Linked DNA regions of Homo sapiens: region 2 is linked to region 1. Evidence: read pairs that join two places in POLR2A ChIA-PET (ENCODE). Cell type or tissue: MCF 10A. All regions are shown on one strand. Each heading gives the region's core, and the rest is flanking DNA. Links, peaks and the distances in the headings are about the cores only. Region 1 overlaps LOC105372657 (a long non-coding RNA gene). Region 2 overlaps PTPN1 (protein tyrosine phosphatase non-receptor type 1).

Region 1 (2,916 bases), core at 224-2,723:
TGAACGGAACTCTTCCCGCTCCTGTTTCCCTGTCACCTTGCTCAGGAAAGCTCTTCTGATCCCCCCAAGTTGAATCCCTCATTACAAACCTCACATCCTGACATACATCTCTCCATTGCCCTGATCATACTTCTTATTTACCTGTGTGATTATTTCACTCATGTCTCACCCCACCAGGTTGCAGCTCCATGAGGGTGGGAATTGGGTCTGTTTTGTTCACTGATAACCTTCAGTGCCTGACACATAGTAGGGCCTCAATTTTATTCCTGAATCCCATAAATGAATAAATTCATCCCCTGCCCTGTGGCCAGGGAGATCACTCTAAGAAGCAAATCTAATCACTCCCTCTCCTGCCATAAGCCTTCCATGGCTCCCCTTTACCCACAGGACAAAGTCTAAAGGGCTTAACCTGGCTCTTTCAGGCTCCTCAAAGTGGATTCTGCCACCTCTCCAGCCCCATCTCACCTGCCCCATTGTCCTTTACGGTCCAGCCACCCTCTACTCCTTTAGGTGTCTCAAAGTCTGCATGTTCTCTCCTATCCCTGGATTTGCCTATATGCTATGTTTCTCCCGGAAACTTTGTCTCAAAAAATCTTCATTCTCATTGCCAAGGCTTTAAAATTTGCCTCTTTTGGGGAAGGTTTAGTTCTGTAAGCTCATTCTGGAAATCTGGGTTCCTTCTATCTAGCTGTTGTCATCCTCAGTCCATAGCTTCCAGTCAAGTCCAAAACAGCTGCTATAGCTTCTCCGTCACATCTACGTTCCAGGCAGTGGGGAGAGAGAAAGGGTCATTCCTCTTAAGGGCATGACTCAGAAGCAGTGCTATCACTTCTACTCAATCCCATTGGCTGGAGCTCAGTCATATGACCATGCCTAACTGCAAAGGAGGCCGGGAAATAGAATCACTATCTGCCGATTATGTTAGCATGTTTCCCACTAATGCTCCAAAATTCTCTCAGTATGAGAAAAAAGCTGATGGATGTTGGTGGACACTGATGGTCCTGCCACACTCACCCCCACAGTGCCAGTCATGGACTTATCTCTGCCCAGCCAGACTGTGAGCTCCCTAAGGACAGGGACCATATATGGTGGTCATTGCAGCATCCCCTGCAACTCACAGAGTGCTGGTTGTGACATATGGCAAATCAGAGTGAATTGCAGAGGCCGGAAATACAAGGTGGAGAAACTGAGGCAGGCACCAGTTGAGTTCCACACACATTTTCTGGGTGCTGATTACACATAAGAACCCTGGGCTTGGTCCCGGTGCCTGGGGGGCAGCAACACTTGTCTGGCCTGGCAGTGTCCCCAAAAGCACCCAGTTGGGGGCTGCAAGGCCCCACCCGGTGGGGAAGCTGCAGAAACAGAGCAGAGTCCACAGTCAGAACAGGAGGCGCCACAAGGGCCTACAGGTAAGGCAGGTCCCAGGCCCTCAGCCCACCTGGCCCTGGCCCTGCTGCACTCTTGGCCACTCCCCAACATTATCTGGCCTTGGGCCCAGCCCTGAGCACCTGCCCTTCCCTGCTCTCCCGAGAGGCCTGAGCTGGGGTTCCCCTCCCCTGTCGGCTGCCGTGGGAAAGGCCTTATGGTAGCTCTCAAGGTCCAAGTTCCAGCCTCAACAGCTGCCGTACTTGCTATTCCCTCTGGCCAGACCTCCCTTCCGTGCTGCTCTAGCTTCTCCTGCTCTCAGCTTAGACGGCACCTCCTCACTGTCTCCAAAGACCACCGCCCACCCCGGTGCCTCTCCACCACATTGTGCATCTTGTTGCTTCCCAGCATGGGTCTGTGTGGGGTCGTAGGGGAATCCTGCTCTTGTTCATTCATTTGTTGGCTTCTTTGCTCGCTGTCTCCCCCAGTAGAGACATGGACATTTTCTGTCTTGTTTTCCACTGTATCCAGAGCCTAGCCCAGGGCCTGGCACCTAGTAGGTGTTCAGGTAATATCTATGGACTACCTACATACACACACAGTGAGGAAAGACAAGAGAATTAGCACTCACTGCACTCGTATGACATGCCAGCGCATGCGTTGTTCACTCTGAGGCCCACGACATCATTGCCTGGTTGGAATCATTATCTCCATTTCACAGTGGAGGAAACTGAGACTCAGAGAAATGAAGTGACTCGACCGAGGTTACGCCAATAGGAAGGGCCAAGTCTCAGACGGGGGGGGATATTTATAACGAAATGCAAAGATCTTGGAGGAGGGGGTGGATTCTTGGTTGTACACATCGATCAAAGCTCATCAAACTGTACAGTTGAAATCAGAGGTTCTCAACCAAGCATGGTTTTACCCCCAGGAGACATTCAGCAAAGTGCAGAGACATTTGGTCATCATGGGGGTAAGCAATGCTACTGGCATCTCGTGGGTAGAGGCCAGAGATGCCGCTCAACATCCTACAGTGCCCAGGACAGCCGCCACAGCAAAGAATTATCTGACCCAAAATGTCAGTAGTGCTAGGTTGAGAAACTCTGCTTTGAAGGAATGTAGTTTACTGAACACAAATTATGTACTCCATTTATTAAGGCATAATCAATGCATTTTTTGTAAAATAGAAAAAATAGAAAAGAACTAACATAATTGGAAAAGAAAGGAACCAACTAAGTACAAAACAATGGCCACATAATTTAAAAAGGCAAAGAACAGATCAGAAAATACAAAGAGCCTATATGTAAATGACAAGGGGCTCCACCTTAATACTAATAAGGGAAATTCAAATTATAACAAAAAGCTGGGGGGTTGCCTCATGTCTGTAATCCCAGCTCTTTGGGATGCTGAGTTAGGAGAATCACTTGAAGCCAGGAGTTTGGGAGCAGCCTGGGCAACATAGTGAGACCCCATCTCTACAAAAATTTAAAAATTAGCTAGGTGTGGTGGCGTGAGTCTGTAGTCCCAGCTTCTCAGGAGGCTGAGGCAGGA
Region 2 (2,916 bases), core at 228-2,727, 140 kb after region 1:
CTGAGTTGACAACAAGAAATACGTATTGTAACTTAGTTCTTAGTTGAATTTTATTTCTTACAATTTTAAGCCAGAGTGGGTTGACCTGTCACCCAAGCATGGTTAAAATTGTATTCAGCATGCAACTAGCATGGAGTGTGTCAGTCTTCAATTCATTTCCTTCATTGTTCTTAAGTTTTTCTGCCACAATTAAACCCCACAAGTTAGTCAAGGTGTTGAGATTTTCACTGCTTCTTAATGGATTGCCACATTCCCTGAGGTAGTTTCTTTTGGTCTTAGAGAATTGTCAGGGCCAGCTTTTCTCACCTCCACTGTATGGATATTTTTCTTTTCTAAGATCTTGAAATCAGAAGCTTTTCTCCTAAGTGTAAAAGTAGCTCTTTGTCATACAACTGTAGCGTTTTCTGAAACAGAGTTCAGATGACCTTGAGTCTAAAGTGGCTAACTTTCCAAGGTGTGTATCGCTTTACCAAAACCATTATTTTTCAAGGATTCAAAGAATGTGTTTACAATTGATAGAAAATGGAAGTTTAAAAAAATTAATACTTTATAGCATGTTGAAATGAGGGCAGCCTTATACAAAGTCATACTTTGAGCTTGCCTAGCCTATTGTGATCAGAGAATAATGTAATTTTTGCTTACAACTTGGTAAGCAGGTCAGTTATTCTAACTTATTTTCTGATTAGAACAAAAAGATGTAAAAACTTGAAAACTATTGGGAAAAGAACAAAGAGTGAAGAGGACTTTTGAGTGCTGAGGAATGTGGCAGCTTGGAAAACAAACTTTTTAGGCAGAGATTCTTTGCTAGGTCAGTTTGATAAAGTGAGCATAACCGTATTTTTAATCTTTAATGCTAATGAATAGCATAGATGCTAATAAGCATCTAGGTCTATAAAAAGTCAGCTTTGATAGTGTATATAGATGGCTTTAAACATTGTTTTCTAGCATTTAAACACTTTCAAATCATCCGGTTGCTTGATTGGGCCTAGCTGTCTAAGAGGAGAGAATGAGCCCAGATGAGGAAAAGAGATTGATTTTACTGAGCTAGAATGAGAGGAGAGAGGGTTGAGTGAATGAAAAGAATAGCTCATGTGCTCCCCTCCATCTGTAGTTTAAGAGGGGTTGGGTCCGGTGTTTTGCTTGTTTTCTCGTCTGTAAATTCTTTGATTCTCTGACACCACTCACTATATTTCATTGTGAATGATTTGATTGTTTCAGATAAAGGGGACTGCAATAATACCTTGTGACATGAAGGCAAGATTTATTCATGTTAGAGGCAGGCTTTGTAAAATGGGCCACTCTTCCAATTGACATTTGTTTTTATAGCTGTTTTCATTATGAAATACAATCTAATGCCTGACTAGGTTAAAACCATGTTGTAACAATAGTTCACTAAAATTCCTTACTGATATACAGCTTATGTTGTTATATTCCAAAAAGATGAATATTAAAATTTGCCAATAATGTTTATTTAAATACTATTTTCTTCAGAGGAAAAAAAACTATTTTATGCAAAGGAGAAAGATCTATACACTATGACTCACTTCACTTAAAAAAAAAAAGACTAACGGAAATGACATGGAGAGACTGGGAAGTTCTAGTCATCTTGAGTGACCCATTAGATCTAAATGTTCTTGTTTAGCCCTGGTTTGAGTGAACTAAATTTAGGTGTCTGATCAGTACTTTGGAAATGGTGTAAATGCCTTTGTAATTGTCTGGACTGATATTAGATTAACTGGGAGCACAAGTAGAAATAGTGAAGGAAAGAACTTTTTGCTATTGTTATTTGACATCACTGGCATATTTATAGGAATACTTTGGTGTTTTTGGAAGTAAGTAAACCAACCAGTGGTTCTAAAAAGTCAGCTGGGGGATAATGGTAATGCCGCTGTTTCTTAGCTGCAAGTTATCTGCCGTTACTTCTCCTCCATTTTGCATTTTATCTTGAATAGCTCCTCAAAACCTATTAAAATACCTGGTATTGAATAATGTAATTGAATGTGTACTGAATTTCACAGTGGAAATGAATAAGAAATTTCCTGTGGAGGTTTTTTGACTTAGCTACTGAAATAACGGCCTTTTGTTGTGTGATTCTTTCCCTTTTCTCTTTGTTAAAGAAAACTGTCTTGTGATCTTGTAGATTACAGAATCCTTTTGGCAATTTCTGTTCCTAGCACTGCTTTTTCTTTCTTTCTTTCTTTTAAATAGAAATGGGGTTTTGCTGTGTTGCCCAGGTTGGTCTTGAACTCCTGGCTTCAAGCGATCCTCCCACCTTGGCCTCCTGAAGTTGGGATTGCAGGCGTGAGCAGGTACTTTTTCTGAGGCCTGCCTGAGCCTATATATATTTTGCACAATTTGGCATTCCTCCCTACAGTGTTTATGCTGATTTGTTTCTGGTAACAACTAATACTGGCAAATCGGCTGGGCATGTTACTTTATGCTGCCCATATTCAGGAAAATTGGAATTCTAGCTGGGTCATTGTTCCCAGATGATGTAGTTTGGCACCAGCCATTCCATGTTCACATTTTGAGTATCCAGGAGGGCTGGGGACTTTGGAGTAGTTGGTGATTCCCTCTGCCACATTTCACTGGTTGGTCACTATGGCATCCTTTCCACCACACTAGTAGTCTAGGTTCTCAGATGTTGCTTATGAGCCTGCAATGGTTTCTAGTTTCACACTGCAGAAATGAGTGAAGCCGGTTACCCGTTAATATGGTCCCATCATCACTAGAGTAATTCATTGTTCTAAAACCAGATCTGAGTCTCTCACTCCTCTGCAACTACTTCTGATTCTTTCATAACACTTGTAAAGTCCAAACTCCTCTTTAGCATGGCAGCCAGCTTCCAGTCCTTCCCTCCTATGTGGCTTCCATTCTAGCCAGACAAGAAAGGGCAGCGTTCTCCAAACTCATCCT

Evidence for each region. Peaks named below come from ENCODE experiments on the same cell type or tissue, not always from the same donor. Only the 100,000 strongest peaks of a DNase experiment are listed, where the experiment ranks them.
Region 2: POLR2A ChIA-PET joins it to region 1 with 5 read pairs; 1 of 35 experiments calls an interaction of 5 or more read pairs at or near these places.

What each region holds. Positions count from the first base shown.
Region 1 is chr20:50,368,239-50,371,154 of GRCh38, forward strand. It overlaps LOC105372657 (a long non-coding RNA gene), which reads left to right. Exons shown (of 3, transcript XR_936837.3): 3 at 1-628. Among named protein-coding and RNA genes, the nearest start is that of LINC01271, 48 kb to the left of the region's middle. In MCF 10A, for the core only: no CTCF peak of the experiment used is centred there; a DNase peak (open chromatin) is centred at 1,513.
Region 2 is chr20:50,512,343-50,515,258 of GRCh38, forward strand. The region is part of intron 1 of PTPN1 (protein tyrosine phosphatase non-receptor type 1); the gene reads left to right. Among named protein-coding and RNA genes, the nearest start is that of PTPN1, 3.4 kb to the left of the region's middle. In MCF 10A, for the core only: no CTCF peak of the experiment used is centred there; a DNase peak (open chromatin) is centred at 1,589.